Linked DNA regions of Homo sapiens: all the other regions are linked to region 3. The links are chromatin contacts, found by Hi-C or POLR2A ChIA-PET in ENCODE. All regions are on one chromosome and are shown on one strand. Each heading gives the region's core, a stretch centred on a gene start or an enhancer-like site at or near the end of the contact. The rest is flanking DNA. Distances are from core to core; before and after follow the strand shown. Region 1 holds the start of SHKBP1 (SH3KBP1 binding protein 1). Region 2 holds the start of SNRPA (small nuclear ribonucleoprotein polypeptide A). Region 3 holds the start of EXOSC5 (exosome component 5). Region 4 holds the start of EGLN2 (egl-9 family hypoxia inducible factor 2). Region 5 holds the start of SERTAD1 (SERTA domain containing 1).

The links. A loop is a pair of places that touch in the nucleus more often than their neighbours do. ChIA-PET counts read pairs that join two places held with the same protein, here RNA polymerase II (POLR2A). Pooled maps may share reads with other maps.
Region 1: a map of naive thymus-derived CD4-positive, alpha-beta T cell shows a loop between it and region 3 (21-fold over the local background). The contact joins the promoter of SHKBP1 here to the promoter of EXOSC5 in region 3. A Hi-C loop is called at or near these places in 1 of 168 maps with a recorded cell type or tissue (naive thymus-derived CD4-positive, alpha-beta T cell) and 7 of 50 pooled maps. POLR2A ChIA-PET finds 5 or more read pairs at or near these places in 1 of 52 experiments (activated T-cell).
Region 2: a map of CD8-positive, alpha-beta T cell shows a loop between it and region 3 (18-fold over the local background). The contact joins the promoter of SNRPA here to the promoter of EXOSC5 in region 3. A Hi-C loop is called at or near these places in 3 of 168 maps with a recorded cell type or tissue (CD8-positive, alpha-beta T cell and naive thymus-derived CD4-positive, alpha-beta T cell), 2 of 37 single-sample maps with no recorded cell type and 12 of 50 pooled maps. POLR2A ChIA-PET finds 5 or more read pairs at or near these places in 3 of 52 experiments (GM12878, PC-9 and activated T-cell).
Region 4: a map with no recorded cell type shows a loop between it and region 3 (14-fold over the local background). The contact joins the promoter of EGLN2 here to the promoter of EXOSC5 in region 3. A Hi-C loop is called at or near these places in 2 of 37 single-sample maps with no recorded cell type and 7 of 50 pooled maps. POLR2A ChIA-PET finds 5 or more read pairs at or near these places in 3 of 52 experiments (AG04450, HCT116 and HEK293).
Region 5: a loop to region 3 is called in a pooled map, with 5 times the contacts of the local background. The contact joins the promoter of SERTAD1 here to the promoter of EXOSC5 in region 3. A Hi-C loop is called at or near these places in 4 of 50 pooled maps. POLR2A ChIA-PET finds 5 or more read pairs at or near these places in 2 of 52 experiments (naive thymus-derived CD4-positive, alpha-beta T cell and naive thymus-derived CD8-positive, alpha-beta T cell).

Annotation. Positions count from the first base shown.
Region 1 is chr19:40,574,843-40,578,134 of GRCh38, forward strand. SHKBP1 (SH3KBP1 binding protein 1) reads left to right here and starts at 2,031. Exons shown (of 18, transcript NM_138392.4): 1 at 2,031-2,143; 2 at 2,389-2,442; 3 at 2,554-2,599; 4 at 2,715-2,788. The coding sequence starts at 2,058. It overlaps SPTBN4 (spectrin beta, non-erythrocytic 4), which reads left to right. Exons shown (of 36, transcript NM_020971.3): 36 at 569-1,622. The coding sequence ends at 727. RefSeq lists silencers at 1,420-1,509, 1,860-2,039, 2,060-2,129.
Region 2 is chr19:40,749,953-40,753,335 of GRCh38, forward strand. SNRPA (small nuclear ribonucleoprotein polypeptide A) reads left to right here and starts at 1,251. Exons shown (of 6, transcript NM_004596.5): 1 at 1,251-1,529. The coding sequence starts at 1,457. It overlaps ACTMAP (actin maturation protease), which reads right to left and starts at 525. Exons shown (of 6, transcript NM_198476.5): 1 at 1-525. RefSeq lists enhancers at 1-601, 293-532, 1,073-1,142, 1,230-1,857, 1,858-2,485 and silencers at 733-872, 1,137-1,319.
Region 3 is chr19:41,395,693-41,399,050 of GRCh38, forward strand. EXOSC5 (exosome component 5) reads right to left here and starts at 1,667. Exons shown (of 6, transcript NM_020158.4): 1 at 1,489-1,667. The coding sequence starts at 1,636. It overlaps BCKDHA (branched chain keto acid dehydrogenase E1 subunit alpha), which reads left to right and starts at 2,126. Exons shown (of 9, transcript NM_000709.4): 1 at 2,126-2,243. The coding sequence starts at 2,136. RefSeq lists a silencer at 1,590-1,878 and enhancers at 1,637-2,309, 1,875-2,154, 2,310-2,981.
Region 4 is chr19:40,796,988-40,800,440 of GRCh38, forward strand. It overlaps EGLN2 (egl-9 family hypoxia inducible factor 2), which reads left to right and starts at 2,204. Exons shown (of 6, transcript NM_080732.4): 1 at 2,204-2,275; 2 at 3,352-3,453. It overlaps RAB4B-EGLN2 (RAB4B-EGLN2 readthrough (NMD candidate)), which reads left to right. Exons shown (of 12, transcript NR_037791.1): 8 at 3,352-3,453. RefSeq lists silencers at 1,982-2,341, 2,492-2,541.
Region 5 is chr19:40,424,094-40,427,324 of GRCh38, forward strand. SERTAD1 (SERTA domain containing 1) reads right to left here and starts at 1,899. Exons shown (of 2, transcript NM_013376.4): 1 at 1,774-1,899. RefSeq lists an enhancer at 422-1,224 and a silencer at 1,267-1,356.

The DNA of each region.
Region 1 (3,292 bases), core at 781-3,280, 820 kb before region 3:
CATCTCTACTAAAAATACAAAAAGTAGCCAGGCATGGTGGCACGTGCCTGTAGTCCCAGACACTCAGGAGACTGAGGCACAAGAATCTCTTGAACCTGGGAGATGGAGGTTGCAGTGAGCTGACATCGAGCCATTGCACTCCAGCCTGGGGGACAGAGCAAGACTCTGTCTCAAAAAAAAAAAAAAAAAAGTCTCTTATCATAGGGTTACTGTGAGAATTAAATTGCTCCATGTTTAATTGATACATGATAAACTGATACTTAGCACAGGGCCTAGTAAATATCAGTGCTCTAGTAGTGCCTGCCCATATTATTATCATTGTTTGTGTCATTTATCTCTGTAGTAGGAAGTATATACAATCCTATTGCATAGGTTTAAGGGAATTAATCCACTAAAGTGTTTGGAACAGAGCCTGGCACATATTGCTATGTAACTGCATCATCATCATCATCCCTTTTTAATAGATGAGAAAACTGAATTTCAGAGAGGGTAGTCTGATCTGAAATTCACCTATTATTCCAGCTTCTCTCTTCCAAATACGGCCTCTGTGCCCTGTTTCTTCCCCCAGGAGGAGATGAACGGCTGGCTGGAGGCTGTAGCTTCCTCGGTGGCGGAACACGCAGAGATCGCCCGCTGGGGCCAGACACTACCCACTACTTCATCCACAGATGAGGGCAACCCTAAGAGGGAAGGCGGAGATCGCAGGGCCAGCGGGCGCAGGAAGTGACTTCCCACCCCCAGGACCTGACACATCTCGTCTCCCCTCTTTTCCGCACTGTGGGCACAAAGACACTTTTTCTTCCGCAGGGGCGGGAGCCCCTAGTTCCAACACTGAGGACGCGTGACATGGTGGGCACCGGAAAGGAGGGGACTTCTCCTGCACCCCAAGAAGTGGTGGGGAGATTGCTGCCCCTATAGCCATATCTCGGCCCCTTCCCACTCACCACCCCCACCCCAGGTGCTGGGGGTCCCTTATTTTTATGCAATAACTGAGCTTGATGGGGGTGGGCAGGGGGCCAGTTGAGCCAAGCCCCCAGCCCCGATCTGCAGATCCTGCCCCAAGAAGCTGGGGTGGTGGGGGCAGTAATTCCTGCCCCCCTCTCTGCCCTAGGGATGGGCACGGGGGCGCTGGTGAGGTCCCCTGGACCATCCAGGGTGCTAGGGGGCAGGGAGGGGACACCCCCTCCCCGCCTTTACCTCACTTCCAATGCTGCCTTGATCTCTGTCTGGGAGGGGGGAGTGAAGGGGCCCTAGCCCCCTGCACTCCGCCGCCTCAGAGCCATGCGGTTAATTCCTGACTTAGTTTATTTTTGCAAAACGTCGATCTCCTCCTCCCCCGCCCCGCATCCGCGAAGGCTTTTAATGGGAGGGGCGTCAAAGCTCAAAACTGTTTTCCTCTCTCCTCCCCCCTCCAGTTGTAAATGCCACTTCATGAGGGGAGGGGCGAGGGGAAGCCCACCCCTGCATGCTTCTGGCTGGAGCACCTCCCTGGGGAGTCGGGGGATTGGGTTGTGGGCAGTCCCCATGGCCGCCTGGAGAAGCCGCTGGGGCCCGGGGGTGTGGGGCGGTGTGGCGGGCGCACACTGTATGTACCTATAATAAACCCTTTGGCTTTGACGGTCTATGGTCCTTTGTTTGGGTTTTCTGGGCTGCGCCCGGGAGGATTGAAAGGAGGGCTGTGGTGGCTGTAGGGGTGGGTGCGGGGTGGGGAGAGGGGCACGGGGGTACCGTGGCTGCGGAGAACATCCAGATGTACCCTTTTATGTGGACTTAATTTCGGGGTCTAAACACACGCCCCTTGACGAGAACCTAGAGGGATGGAGAATATTTCGTTATGCTTCGTAATAAACTTCCCCAAAGGAGACTCCGGGTCCGCCCCGTCAAGTTCAGGAAAGGCGGACCCCTTTAAGGAGGCGGAAAAGTTAACCGCGATGGGCAGGCGCTCTGTCCAATCGCTAGTGACTCCTGGAGTCTCTGGCCCAATGAGCAGCCTATGGAGGCGGGGTCCGGGTGCACACCCGGAAGTGGGTGCGGGCCAGCCGGCTCGCCCGGGGGCCATGGCAGCAGCGGCTACTGCAGCCGAGGGGGTCCCCAGTCGGGGGCCTCCCGGGGAAGTCATTCATCTGAATGTGGGAGGCAAGAGGTGAGTGTGGGAGACTCCTGAGGTCCCATCCTCGGGGGCGGGAAGCGGGGTGGGAGTATCCGCCTCTCCTGGGGGAATCCCTGTCCATCAAGGGTTGCTCCGCCCCCCCCCCCTTTGGAGGCGCGAGATTCTGGAAAAACGCCGGGGGAGGGGGAAGGGGAGGGAACCCTGGATCCTGCGGGAGGGGGACGCATTCCTCACCCGCTCCTCTTCATCTCTTGCGTCCGTTTACCTTCCCCGCCCAGATTCAGTACCTCTCGCCAGACTCTCACCTGGATCCCAGACTCCTTCTTCTCCAGGTGATCGGGAGAGCGAGTTTGGGGCGAGGGTAGGAGGGATGGAGAGGGCGTGGGAGACCTAATATCCACTCCCCCGGCCCGTGACGCCTGCTCGGTGTCCCTTCCCTGCAGTCTTCTGAGCGGACGCATCTCGACGCTGAAAGATGAGACCGGAGCAGTGAGTCGGACAAGAACTGAAATGGGATGGGGGGGAGGGGTTGGTAGGAAGAGGGGCAGGACCCCACTCAGTCCTGCCTTTTACCCCATCCATCCTCTGCCCCCCTTTCCCGCAGATCTTCATCGACAGGGACCCTACAGTCTTCGCCCCCATCCTCAACTTCCTGCGCACCAAAGAGTTGGATCCCAGGTTGGCATGGAAAAAGGGGAGGGAGTCCCTCACTGTCTTCAGTCCCTGAGGAGTTCTTTCACCTCCTCTGAATGTCCACGTGAGCTCCATTCTATTAGAATTCTCATTCAGAACCTTGATCACAGGCCGGGCGCGCCGGGATTGCTCACGCCTGTAATCCCAACACTTTGGGAGGCCGAGGTGGGAGGATCACTTGAGCCCAGGATTTGGAGACTAGCCTGGGCAACATAGCGAGACCCCTTCTCTAAAAAAGCAAACAGGCAAAACTTCATGAGAATCTTGATCATGTTAAAATTTTATGTCCTTCGATTTCTCCCTACACACACACACACACACACACACACACACACACACACACACACTCAACATTTCCTCCACCCATATCATCACTCCTTAGCATCTTTATTCCATCAAAACTTTCTACCCCTTGACATTCTCTGTGCAGTTTTGAAAATTACCCTCTCAGCATTCTCTGTTCACCCCCACACCTAGACCCTGACCTCT
Region 2 (3,383 bases), core at 1-2,500, 650 kb before region 3:
GCTAATATTTGAAACCACGGGAGCAGGAATTGCGAGGCTGACTCAAGTCATAAGGCACCTGACGGTTAACAGGGTGGGGTCCTTAAATCCGGAACCGGATCTGTGGTACCGGTTGGGTTACCTCGGGAGTCTTAGGTGGAGAGTTAGTAGGAGTTAACTCATTCTTTGGGGCTGGATGTGGAAACTCATGAGTGAGTTTGGGATATGAAGGCTCAGATCTAGAGTGAGGTGCCTTAAGGATGCGACTTAGGGACCCAGGGCTAAAGATTCGGAGAACTTAGGTTCAGTACCCCCTCACATCCCAGGCCCGAGTTCGGAACCTTTGAGCTGACCTTTGAGTCAGAGGTCAAGAGGTCAAAAAGGACACCTGGCAGGGAAAATGGCCTAGTTGTGGAGAAGGTCCTGGAACCAGAGCAACAAAAAACGTCTGTGGGTTGGAGAAGACTCAGAGATCAGAGGCCGGTGGGCGCCGCGATAACCACTGGAAAAAGGAAAGGAGTCAGGAAGTAAAGTGCACCTCCCACTCCCGGAAAATGGCGGCCCCCGCACACTGCCTTTCCCATATCACGTGGTATTACACGCAACAGTTCCCGCCCATTTTGCGATCACGTGACAGAAAACGCAGCTCTGGCGGGGGTAAGAGGCGGGACTCCAAAAAGGATTGCCTCCGGAAGACACCGCAGCGCGAGACGCGTACAGACTCGTGACCTTCACTGATTGGTCCGTAGACCCGGGCGCCACGGAAGGAGGTGGGCTTTCAGGGAGTGGGGCGGGGTTTTTCTACCTAGGCGGGAACCCAAATATCGTTTTGATTGGCAACAGCTGAGCCCAGAAACGAGACTTGCTCTGATTGGTCAAGCTACTGCGTTTCCGCGCGGCGATTGGCTGGCAGAAAGGCAGAGGCGGGGCCAGGAGAGAAAGCTTTGTGGTTTGGTCTCAGGGAAGTAGCAGGCGCCGGTTGAGAGAACTACGGCCCTGTCGGAAGGTAACCTCCGGTGCAAACGACCATCGGCGGCAGGCGAGCGGTACGCTTGGCGTCCGGGCCTTCCTGGGCCCGTCTGAGGAAACTTGCTGCTCGAGGCCAGGCTGCCTAGGACCTGTCCCTTTTTTCTATACTGGCTCCCACATCCGGGTTTTTTCTCCGGGACGGCCCTTCGGATGCTTGGGCCAATGGGAATCGCCATTTAGGGTGCTCCGCCCACCGGGTCGCGTAGAGCATCCTGGAAGTCGTAGTAAATCTCTCGAGAGTTCTCTCCGCACGCGGGCTGGAGAAGCGGGTCCTACGCACGCTTTGTTGTCGCGCTTTGCCTCCGTCCTTGCCCCTACTCCCGCCTTACCTGACTTCCTTTTCGGAGGAAGATCCTTGAGCAGCCGACGTTGGGACAAAGGATTTGGAGAAACCCAGGGCTAAAGTCACGTTTTTCCTCCTTTAAGACTTACCTCAACACTTCACTCCATGGCAGTTCCCGAGACCCGCCCTAACCACACTATTTATATCAACAACCTCAATGAGAAGATCAAGAAGGATGGTGAGTTCTCGGGATAGTCCGGAGTCCAGACTGTCCCGCACGGGCTGGCCCCTCTTCCGTCCCCTGCACCCGCCTCTCTTTCTAAGTGTTTGTCCAGCCAAACTTCGAGTTAACTCCTTGGCCTTTACACAAACTACTTCCTGTCTTCAACACTCCATTAGTTCATCTTACACTCTGCCCTTTAACGTGGTCACTGCTGCTCATCTTACAAGGTTTGAGGTCACAGGACCCTTCCTCCAGGAAGCCTTGCCTTGTCCCTTCACGTGGCTGCCGCTGACTTGCCGTACGCTGAGACCATCTCCCATCAAGCCCTGATTCCTCTGAGCTGTCGTGGGGCTCTCTCTCCTCCCAGTGGCCTTTGAACTCCGTGAGGGCAAGGACTGGGGCTTTCTTGGTCACCGGCTTTTTCAGTGATCAGCCCACAATGAACATGTACCATAATGGTGGCTAACGCTCTGTATCATGGGCTGGTCTGTGTGCTTTCATATAAATCTTGATAACATTTAATTCTCACAACAATCTTGTAGGAAGAAGGCTATTGTTATTCCCATTCGTCAACTAAGAAACTGGGGCCGGGCGCGGTGGCTCACCCCTGTAATCAATCCCAGCACTTTGGGAGGCCGAGGCGGGCGGATCACCTGAGGTCGGGAGTTCGAGACCAGCCTGACCGACATGGAGAAACCCTTTCTCTACTGAAAATACAAAATTAGCCGGGCATGGTGGCGCATGCCTATAATCCCAGCTACTCGGGAGGCTGAGGCAGGAGAATTGCTTGAACCCAGGAGACGGAGGTTGCAGTGAGCCGAGATTGCGCCATTGAACTACAGCCTGGGCAACAAGAGCGAAACTCCGTCTCAAAAAAAAAAGAAAGAAAAGAAAAAGAAACTGAGACAGGGGTGATGTGACTTGCCCAGGGTCACATAGCAAGTAAAGTGGTTGAGGCCACCCGTATAGAATTCTGCTTAGGAACCCAATTTTTGGCCGGGCGTGGTGGTTCAGGCCTGTAAGCCCAACACTTTGGGAGGCTGAGGCAGGAGGATCACTGAAACACAGGAGTTCAAGATCAGCCTAGGCGACAAAGCCAGACCTTTTCTCTACAAAAAAAAAAAAAAAAAAAAAAAAGGCTGGGCGTGGGTGGGGTGCGTCTGTGGTCCCAGCTACTTGGGAGGCTGAAGTGGGAGGATCGCTTGAGCTAGAGAGGTTGAGGCTGCAGTGAGCTATGATTGCACCACTGCACTGCTGCCTGGGCTGAGCAAGAACCTATCTGAAAAAAGGAAAAAAAAAAAGAACTCAATTATTGAAATCGGAAAGACTCTCTCACATTCTCAAGTAAATTATCACCTTTATTGAACCTCATTTTCCAGATCTAAAAACTGAGCAAAATCATAATACCTTTTTTGCATGGATGTTGGGGGAGATTAAATTAGCTAAACCTTGCAGTATTTCTTTTTTATGGTAACTGGCAGCTAGTAAAGGGCTGGATAAATGTTAGCTCTTATCACTTCAAGAAAATTATCGGGAGAACCGAAGGAGCTTGTTGGGATTCAGTTTGAGGTTACCAGTGAAGTTGCTGTTGAAGAAAGCAAAACCAGCAGCCGGGCACTGGCTCACGCCTGTAATCTCAGCACTTTGGGAGGCTGAGGTGGGCAGATCATTTGAGGTCAGGAGTTCAAGACCAGTCTGGCCAAGATGGTGAAACCCCGTCTCTACTGAAAATACAAAAATCAGCTGGATGTGGCGGTGCGCACCTACAGTCCCAGCTACTCGGGAGGCTGAGCAGGAGAATCACTTGAACCCTGGGAAGCAGAGGTCGCAGTGAGCTGAGACCGCACCACTGTACTCCAGCCTGGGTGA
Region 3 (3,358 bases), core at 417-2,916:
TCCTTCTGAGTCTCCTTTGCTAGCTTGTCACATGTCTCTGACTGCTCAAGTTGGAAGGCCTAGGGCTTGGTCCTGGGACCTCTTCTCTTTTCCATCTACACTCACTTCGTTCAGGCAATAGCCTGAAATACCATCTATATAGCCAGAGAGTTCCAAATTGCCTATGTCCAGCTTGGGTCTCTCTTCTGATTTCCAGACTTGTACAGATCTGGGCAGAAACCTTAGTTATGCCTGAATCTTTTTCCTCGCACTCAAACCAAACTATACGTAAGTTTTGTCCGTATTACTTTCAAACTACATCCAGAATCTCATCACCTCCACTACTCCTGCTCTGGCTGGAGCCACCATCACCTCCCTGTTTTCCCCCATACTCCCCACAATCAACACAGCAGCCAAATTTTGTTAAAATGTATTGGGGCTGGGCGTGGTGGCTCATACCTGTATGAGCACTTTGGGAGGAGGATTGCTTGAGCCCAGGAGTTCAAGACCAACCTGGGTGACATCGTGAGACGCTGTCTCAATTTTTTTTTTTTTTGAGACAGAGTCTTGCTTTGTCGCTCACGCTGGAGTACAATGGCACGATCTCGGCCCACTGCAACTTCTGCCTCCCAGGTTCAAGTGATTGTCCTGCCTCAGCCTCCCGAGTAGCTGGGATTACAGGCGCCCGCCACCATGCCTGGCTAGTTTTTGTATTTTTAGTAGAGACAGGGTTTCGCCATGTTGGCCAGGCTGGTCTCGAACTCCTGACCTCAGGTGAGCCACAGGTCTTGGCCTCCCAAAGTGTGGGGATTACAGGCGTGAGCCACCGCCCCCGGCCTCCCGTCTCAAACGTTAAAGAGAAATATTCTTGGAGTTAATCTACTTCTGAGAGTTATTTAGCTAGGAAAAGGGGATATTTGCTCTATAGGTAAGACTTGCCCTAATCTTTTTTTTTTTTTTTTTTTTGACTTGCCCTAATCTTAGGGATATTTACTTGTGTGGAGAGATGCAGTGAGGTAGCGGTGGGGATGTATTTCTCAACCCAGCGCAATGACATTATCTTCAATTTGAGGAGTATTTACGTGGGTGAAAGATCCGCCACAGTCCACAGTATGCAAATAGACAGGTTTGCTTCAGTCCGGGATGCAAGGACCTAGAGGGTGTGTGTGTGGGGGGTGGGGGTGGGAGGGTGGAGGAGGAATCGAGTTAAGGGGGATATTTACCCTGGCGAGGTGATTTTCCCTATTCTGAAATATCAATTCTTGGGCGGACAGTCTGCCCCTCCTCTCATTCTCAGAGATAGTTACAAAGATGGAACTATCTTCTCCTTTCTAGTCGTGAGGGAGAGATGTGTGTATCCCTGCGTATTTAGTAGTATTCAATCGGACAAGAAATCATGCATCAACGCAGGAGTGACATTTACCAGCTGGTATCGTGAGGAGGTGGGCACTCGGTTGCACAGTACACGGTAGTCCCTCTCCAAAAGAAAGACCTGGGTGAAGTTCTTACCTTGCAGGAAGGAAGCAGAGCCATCTGGCCGCGACAGCAGGTTCTGTTCGCAGGCAAAGTGCCGGAGGCTGCAGCCAGGACCCCGAGGGCTGGACCCTGTTCCATTTTCAGCACGGATTTTGGCGTCAGTATGCGTCTCCTCCTCCATCGCGCCGAGCCCACGTGCGGCTGCAGTTGTCACTTCCGCCTGGCAGCGCGCGCCGCAAACAGGCTGCGTAACCAGTGCGCACGCGCCGGGCTGGGCCATCCTCCTGGGCGTCCGCACGTGGCTTAGCGTTTACCAACAATCTGGCTCCGCCCAGTCCCACCTCCTAACTCTGGCAACGCCATTGGACATTTGGGAACAGAAGGCAGGCCTTGGCATTGATCCGCTTTACTCTGGGCCCCCGGGCCCTAAATCCCTGAGGCCCTGGTCAGGTTGCCCTCTTCTTTGCCTGTTACAGGAGTAACTACAATGAGGCGATTGGAGAAAATTTTGGGTAGATAGATTTTTTTTTCTCCAAATCTCTGTGCATTCTATCTACCACAGAACGGGAAGAAGATGGTTTTCTTGTCAGATGGTGCTGGAGTTTGCGTCAGGCACATAAAGAGGCAGCCCCGAATCTAGCCTACGTGAGTGCCGGACCGCTGAGTGGTTGTTAGCCAAGATGGCGGTAGCGATCGCTGCAGCGAGGGTCTGGCGGCTAAACCGTGGTTTGAGCCAGGCTGCCCTCCTGCTGCTGCGGCAGCCTGGGGCTCGGGGACTGGCTAGATCTGTGAGTACCTGGGCCCCAGGCGGTTTTCCCAAAGGGGATTAGGGATGTAAAGGCTATCTTCAGAGTGTGGGGTCCCTGAAGGATATGAAGGAAGGGCTGTCACAAAAGGGAAAAAGAGTGGGAGACTCCTTGGAGAAGACACCGAAGGGAAGATCTGCCACTTCCTTAGGAGACGAAAAGAACTTCCACTTCTTTAGGAGAGGAAAAAACCCGTTTGCAACTTCTTTGTGGGCCCTGAGGGAGACGACTTGAAGAGAGAGATGGGGGTTCCTTATTAGCTGCCACTGGTATTCAGGGGAGGCTCCTTGGAGGAACAGGGGAAGACCGCAAGACCTTCTCCCTCAGGGTTTGGAGAATGAAACTGACTTTGTAAGGGAGGGACTTTCTTCTGGGCAAAGATCCCTCTTCAAGAAGAAGAAAGAAGAGAACAGGTCCCTGTCACAGGCTGCATAGGGCCTTGTATTTCTTTGCTCCTTTGCCACAATTCTGATTTTAAAATGAATTGTGTAAAAAATTTGTTTGATTCCTGTGTCTCTTGATCGAATATCAAGACAGAGAATTCGTGTGTTCTGGACACTGTACAGAGGAGACGATTAATATTTGTTGAATTAATGAGGGGAAAAAAGGAGGGAGAGAGGTACAGACAGGGCACTTTGCCCACATTTCTTAGAAACACTTGAGAAGGCTTTGTTTCTTGTCAAAAGGGTCACAATCCCTTCAGGTGGATGCTGCTAAGGGCAAGATTACACTGCAAAAAACCTAGGTGGAAGCCTATCTTTAGACGGGGAGAGGCAATGGGTTGCAGAAGAGCTTTGAACTACAGTTGACAGATAGGAGAGTAGTGGTTACATGGGTGGATGCATGTCCTTGCTCTGCCGCTTTCCACTTGTGTAGCCTTGGCCAACGGACTGCACTTCTCTGGATCTATGGAGCTAATTTTCCTCTCTAAAATATTAACAGTGGCCACCTCATAGGGCTGTGAAAAATCAATATGTAAAATGCTAAGGACTGGACCTGGCACATCCTAAGGGCAATAGGAATGTTGATAGTGAGGGTGGAGGGAAGGGACAGAAACTAACCTTGGAGATGGGGAGAAGAAAGGGGTGACCTTGGGA
Region 4 (3,453 bases), core at 954-3,453, 600 kb before region 3:
TCCCTGATGGAAGAATCATGTGTCATGGTGTTTGGGGGCCTTGTTTCTGTTTTTTTGTTGTTGTTGTTGAGATGGAGTTTCCTTCTTGTTGCCCAGGCTGGAGTGCAGTGGCGTGATCTTGGCTCACCACAACCTCCACCTCCCGGGTTCAAGCTATTCTCCTGCCTCAGCCTCCCGAGTAGCTGGGATTACAGGCATGTGCCACCACACTTGGCTAATTTTGTATTTTTAGTAGAGATGGAGTTTCTCCATGTTGGTCAAGGTTGGTCTCGAACTCCCAACCTCAGGTGATTCGCCCGCGCTGGCCTCCCAAAGTGCTGGAATTACAGGTGTGAGCCACTGGGCCTGGCCTTGGGGGCCTTGTTTCCTGATTGGACGTGGTGTGGGGTATACCAAGCATGATGACTCAGGTGCCTGTTGCGGAGGGAGGGAATTTGTTACTGTGTGGACAGTTTGTGACAATCTGTGTTCTAAGCTCACGTGTGTAAACACGCTGATGTCCCTGTGTTTGTGACATGTGTACATGTTTCCAGTACCTGCATATGGGATGATGTCTATAGGATATAATGTGTGCTGGTTGTGTGTGATGCTGACAGCCGTAACTGCTCTGTGGCCTTGGTCATTGTATTGGTGAGGCTGGTATTGTTTGGGACATCAAGGCCAGGGGATGGGAATTTGGACCTATAGGTGGGCCTCCGGTGTGTGCATGTCTGATGCCTGAGAGTCAGAGGCAGTGACTCACTACTGCGTGTGTGCCTGTGCATGTGTACCCCGAGGTCTGTGTGTGTTTTGGTGTGAATTTGGCTCCTTTTAAACACCCATGTGTGGCCAGGCGTGGTGGCTCATGCCTGTAATCCCAGCACTTCGGGAGGCCAAGGCAGATGGATCACTTGAGCCCAGGAGTTGGAGACTATAGCCTGGGCAACACAGAGAGACCCTATCTACAAAAATAAAAAACAGAAAAAGTTAGCCAGGTGTCGTGGTACACACCTGAAGTCCCAGCTATTCCGGAGGCTGAGGTGTGAGGATCACTTTAGTTGGGAGGTTGGGCCTGCAGTGAACTATGATCATGCCACAGCACTTCAGCCTGGGCAAAAGGGTAAGACCCCATCTCAAAAACAAAACTAAACTAGAAACACCCTTGTGTGGCCATGAACCCTGTGTGTGCCCTGAGGACTGCGGGCTTTTGTGCAATCCTCACGCATGTGTGGATACCAGTATGCATGCCCTTGTGCTCACGCGAACCGCCCTACGCCCTCAGGTGGCCTGCAGGGGACTGGTGCAGCCCCGAGGACACTCCCAGTTGCTCGTCGCCCTCCCATCTCCACGTCGGCCTTCACCGACCCGGCGGGAGCCTTGAGTCCCAGCTCTCCAGAGCAATGGTGGAGCGGGCAGGGCATTCAAAATGACCTTATCTCCTTAGTCTCCTAAAGTGTTCCCAGCTGGCCATGCAAATGTCTTCTCTGTGTAGCGTTCCGTGGATTTTTTTTTGTTTCATTTTTTAATTTTGTGTAAAGATAAGGTCTCACTCCGTTGCCCAGACTTTCCCTGGTTCTTTATTCTGATTCCCACAATCGTCCCGAGGGGGCAGGCCGGAGCGGGTCTTGAAAATACACATTTGCACATCCCTTCTAGTCCGCGTTCCCTTTTCTCAAGGGCAACCCGCACTTTTTTGCCTCCGTTATAAAAGATACTTATGTAAATTACTGACGTGCGAATTTACATACATTTCTCAACTAACTGCGTAGCCATTTCTCCGTCTCTCACCTCCGTTCCTGGACGGCGAGAAGGAGGAGGAGCTGACCATGTAAATGAAGTCACGCGCACCGCGCTGCCGAACTCGGTGCCCCGCGCTGGGCGGGGGGCGGGTAGGCCTGTCCATGTAAATCACATCATTTGCGTGCCCCGCCCCGCCGACGCCACTTGATTCCAACATGCAAGAAACGCCCCCTCCCAGACCCGGCCCCTCACACTGCGTTCCCCCTCCCGCGCAAAGGGGGCGGGGCGGAGGATGCAAATGAACCTCGTGTAGGCCACGGACCGCTGTTTCCTTTCTCCTTGGTAGGGGGGTTGTCCCGAACTTCCTCGCCCCGCTCCGCCCCGCCCCGCGCGGCTCGGGCCTGCGCAGGCGCCGTCCCCTCCGCGGGGCGCGGTCACGTGCCCACCGGGCGAGGCGGGGCGGGGCGTCGCGCGCGGTGGGGGCGGGGTATGGCGCGCTGTGCGGCGCAGGGCGGCTGGCACAAACGGCGGCGCCGGGGCCGGAGGAAAAAGCTCGGTGAGGAGGTCGCGGGGCGAGAAGGGAGCGGGAGGAGACTAAGCCGGAGCCGGGGCGCCGGCGCGAACCGGGCGGGGTGTGGGGGCGCGCGCCGGGGCCTGCCGGGGCGACCCCGGGAAGGGGGATGTGGGTGCGGCGCGGGGGAGGGGACGCGCGCCGGTTACGTTGGGTGCCGGCCGTTGTGGGGGTTGGGGTGGGGGCGGGGAGCGCGCGCCGGGCGGAGGCCGAGTGGAGGGGGAGGGGAGGGGGTCCGAGCGGCCCTTAGGCCCTGCCCCTGTCGCCTACTGCGCTCAGAAGGGGCCTCAGGGCCTGCCCCGGGTTGGGGGCGTTGGGGTGCCCTGGATGGGGGCACCTTTATCTCTCGTCCTGTCTCCGGGTGCGTGCACCCTCCTCCGTCCTTTCCTCTGTCGCCGCGGACCCTCTCCCCGAGGGCCCCTCCCGTCGGTCAGTCTCGGGACCTCCCTTCCGTCTGGGCGTGTGTCCGCCCCCGGCCGGCTTCCTCCCGTCGGGCTCGGGTCGACCCCACCGTCCCGCTCCGCCCCGGGTCCTCCCTCCCAGCTTCCCTCCGGTCTATTTTTCTGTCTCTGGGCCCCTCGTTCTCTTTGTTTTTGGACTCCCCAGTTTCCTCTGTCTTTTGACCCCCCCGCCCCCACCCTGACTCTCCCTGGAACCCCCACGTTTCTCGTTGTCTTTCTGGAACGCCGAGGCAGGTCCCTCCTATTTTCCAAACCCCCTCCTTTCCCACTCCTCCACACCACCCTTTTCTACTCCAGCCCTCCTTCTTCTGTCTTTGGTTACCGCGTCCCACAACCTGCACCACAGTCCTCTGTCTTAGGGTCATCTACCCAGCCCCTGGCCTCCAGCCTCTCCCTATCACTGCCTCTTATCTGTCAGCGGACTCCCGCACCTCCAGATTCTCAGGGTCCTCTCCCCGACTTGGCCTCAGGTTTTGGGGGGCCTCTATAGTCAAGTCTGTCCTGGTCGTCTTCCCCACTCCTGCCCATACCATCCCGGCTTTCCCCTGCCTGCCTGTCTCTAGTTTCTCTCACATCCCTTTTTTTTTTTCCTTTCTCTAGCCACCCTGAAGGGTCCCTTCCCAAGCCCTTAGGGACCGCAGAGGACTTGGGGACCAGCAAGCAACCCCCAGGGCACGAGAAGAGCTCTTGCTGTCTGCCCTG
Region 5 (3,231 bases), core at 649-3,148, 970 kb before region 3:
AAAGATGGGGTCTCACTATATTGCCCAGGCTGGTCTCAAACTCCTGGCCTGAAGCGATCCTCCCCCCTCAGTCAATAAGTACTTTTTTTTTTCCCTTTTATTTTTTTGTAGAGACATGGTCTCACTATGTTGCCCAGGGTGGTCTCAAACTCCTTGCCTCAAGCCATCCTCCTTCCTCAGCCTCCCAAAGTACTGAGATTACAAGTGTGAGCTGCCTCACCCTGCCAATAAGTACACTTAATGATAACATTATTATTTCTTCAGTGAACCATGTGGAATGGCCAATATTCAACTTTTTCCCCTACAAAAGCAGCTGTTTCACATATTTTATTATAATAACATAATTATATCTAAATAAGTTATAATATTATAAATACTAAACTAGTTTCACGTAGTTTAATATTTATTGTCTACTATGACTATGTTTCAAACAGTAAATAAATAAGGAAACACAGGAAATGTACAGAGAATTACAGGAAGACACTAAAAGTTCCTAGAGACCTTTTAGATCATCAGAGAAGGCTCCTGTAAGGAGGTGACATTTGAATGGAGCCCTCAGGCCAGAGAAGTCAGCCATGGGAGACCCTGGGAAAAGCATTCCGGGAGGAGGGAACAACAAAAAAAGGCAGAGAAAAGCCCAGAGGCTGGATGGGCTTGAACTGGAAAGAGACCAGCATGGGTGGCACACAGAGAGTGACATGGTAGGAGACCAGATTGGGGAGCAGCTAGGGGAACGGGCACAAGCCAGGTCACAGAAAGCCACATATGCAGAAGTAGGGAGTTTGGATTTTATCCTGAGTGTGGTGGGCAGTCATTAAAGGAATTTGAGCAGGGAGGGAATGGTGCTGTGAGCTGATTAGGTTTCCGGAAGATCCCCCCCATGGCTGCTTCGAGGAAGACTGTGGGGGGCAAAAAGAGGGGGGATCTGAGACCCACTGGTAGGCTGTACTCGTTTGGGACGGACGATGGTGATGGCCTGGAGTAGGAGCTGGTAGTGGCATGGAAGGAAGTCGGTCGAGTCAGGACTTATTTGGGAGGCAGAATAGACAGGGCTTGTCGGGAAATCGTGATCGGCACCGGGTTCAGTCACTGAGATAAGTTTGAGGGTCCACTGTTCTTGGAGTGGCGGGGGTAGGGCTGGAGTTTTGGACTCCTGGCGCTACCTACTTTTTTGGGCCAGGAAGACTGTAGAGTCCAGTTTCGGAACCCTGCCTAGCAAGATTTTAAGAATGGCCCACCACACTACTCAAAACAGGGTCTTCGTCCCCTTCCCCGCAGTCCGGGGAGTCCGGAACCGCAGGAATTCCGCCCCCACCCCCGACTCCGCCCCCGGGTCCCGGCGCCCCCTAGCGGTGCCCAGGCCGGCTTTCCCCCGGGGATTCTGGCCCCTCTGACCCCAGGACCCCTTCTACTGCCCCGATTCCCGGCTGTGATTCCTGCCGGCCTCCCGGCGCCGTGCGAGCCGGGACCCCTGGCGGGCTGTTCTCTGCGCCCGGCCTCCGCTCGCTTCCGGCAGTGGAGGCGGCTCCTCCCGAAGCGGCGGCGGCGGGGGCGGGTGAGTCACGCAGCCGGAGCCAAGAAGCCGGCGCCTCCGCCCCCTTCTCGGACTGCGGCGTGATTCACCCGGCCCGGCCGGGGCAGACAGCACGTAGAGGTCCGTGCGTCTCGATCCCGGGCAGCCCCGGCGGGCACCTGTCGGACCCAGGGATCGAACTCTGTGAAGGACCCGGCCGCTGGTAGCCCTTCTGTTCCCAGGCCCCTTCATTTACATACCTTGCTCACTAGCGGCCAATCAGAACGAAGAGGTAGCCACCCACAACCAATCAGGAAACGGCGGCGGCAGCATCGCTTGTTGGCTGTCCTCCGGAAACCCGCGCCTGGGTCGCGAGACGCAGTTCTGACTCCGGCTCACGACTCCAGACTCCTAACTACCCTTAGCGACCGCCCACTCTCGTGGCTGCCCCGCCCTCCGCCCCAGGGATTGGCCCTGCATGGTGATGGGCGGAGCTTGTAGGGGGCGGATTCTGAAGGAGGGGCTTCAGGGCGCATGCCCGGGCAGCTGCGCGAGTGAGGGGTGGAAAGAGGTGGCTTTTTACTCCGGGGAACGGTGGCGAGTGGGGGCTTTTGCCTCTCAAAATACGAGCCCCTCACAACTACCCATGCACCTGCCAAACCCGGCAATTAAGCTTCTTACACATCCAGCCCCGACAGGGGTCTACACTACAGATAATGCCCGGGTTCAAATTCCGACTCCGGATTCCCCACTCACTGGATGCGTGACCTTGGAAAAATGATCAACCTCTTCAAGCTACACAAAGTTAAATGGGGATCGTCTTGCCTACCTCTTGACAGGATACTTTAAGTAGGATCGTATCTATAAGAACACAATACCACACTCAAGCAATGCTGGACAGTTGGACTTAATTGTGGTTAAAGGCGGGAGTGAGGTGGGAGTGCGATACCAACGGAATCACATCCCGGGCTCCATTCCCTAAGCAGCTGTGTGACCTGCGGCAAGTGTTTTAATCCCTTCTGGTCTGTTTCTCCTTTAAAATGAGAGAAAATAGCGCCTAGTTTACAGGATTGTTTTTAAGGATTAAATTAATTCATGAAAAATCTTCAGAGTGGGGTGCAACATGTTTTGTGTTTTTTTTTTTTTTTTCATTTTATTTATTTATTTATTTATTTATTTGAGACAGATTCTCACTCCGTCGCCCAGGCTGGAGTGCAGGGGCACGATCTCGGTTCACTGTAACCTCCGCCTCCCAGGTTCAAGCAATTATCCTGCCTCAGCCTCCCGAGTAGCTGGGACTACAGGCGTGCGCCACCACGCCCGGTTAATTTTTGTATTTTTAGTAGAGATGGGGTTTCACCATGTTAGCCAGGCAGGTCTCAAACTCCTCACCTCAGGTGATCCGCCCTCCTCGGCCCCTGAGTGTTGGGATTACAGGCGTGAGCTACCGCGCCCAGCTGCTTATTATTTTTTTCTTTACTTTTTATTTTATTTTATTTTGCTTTTGAGACAGGGTCTCGCTCTGTCACCCAGGCTGAAGTGCAGGGGTGCCATCTCGGCTCACTGCAGCCTCCCAGGTTCAAGCCATCCTCCTGCCTCAGACCCCCAAGCAGCTGGGACTACAGGCGCACACCACCATGCCTGGTTAGCAACGTTGTTTCTTTGTTAGTAGTAATAGCTGTTGTAATAAGACAAGCTCTTAGTTCAAGGTGGATAGA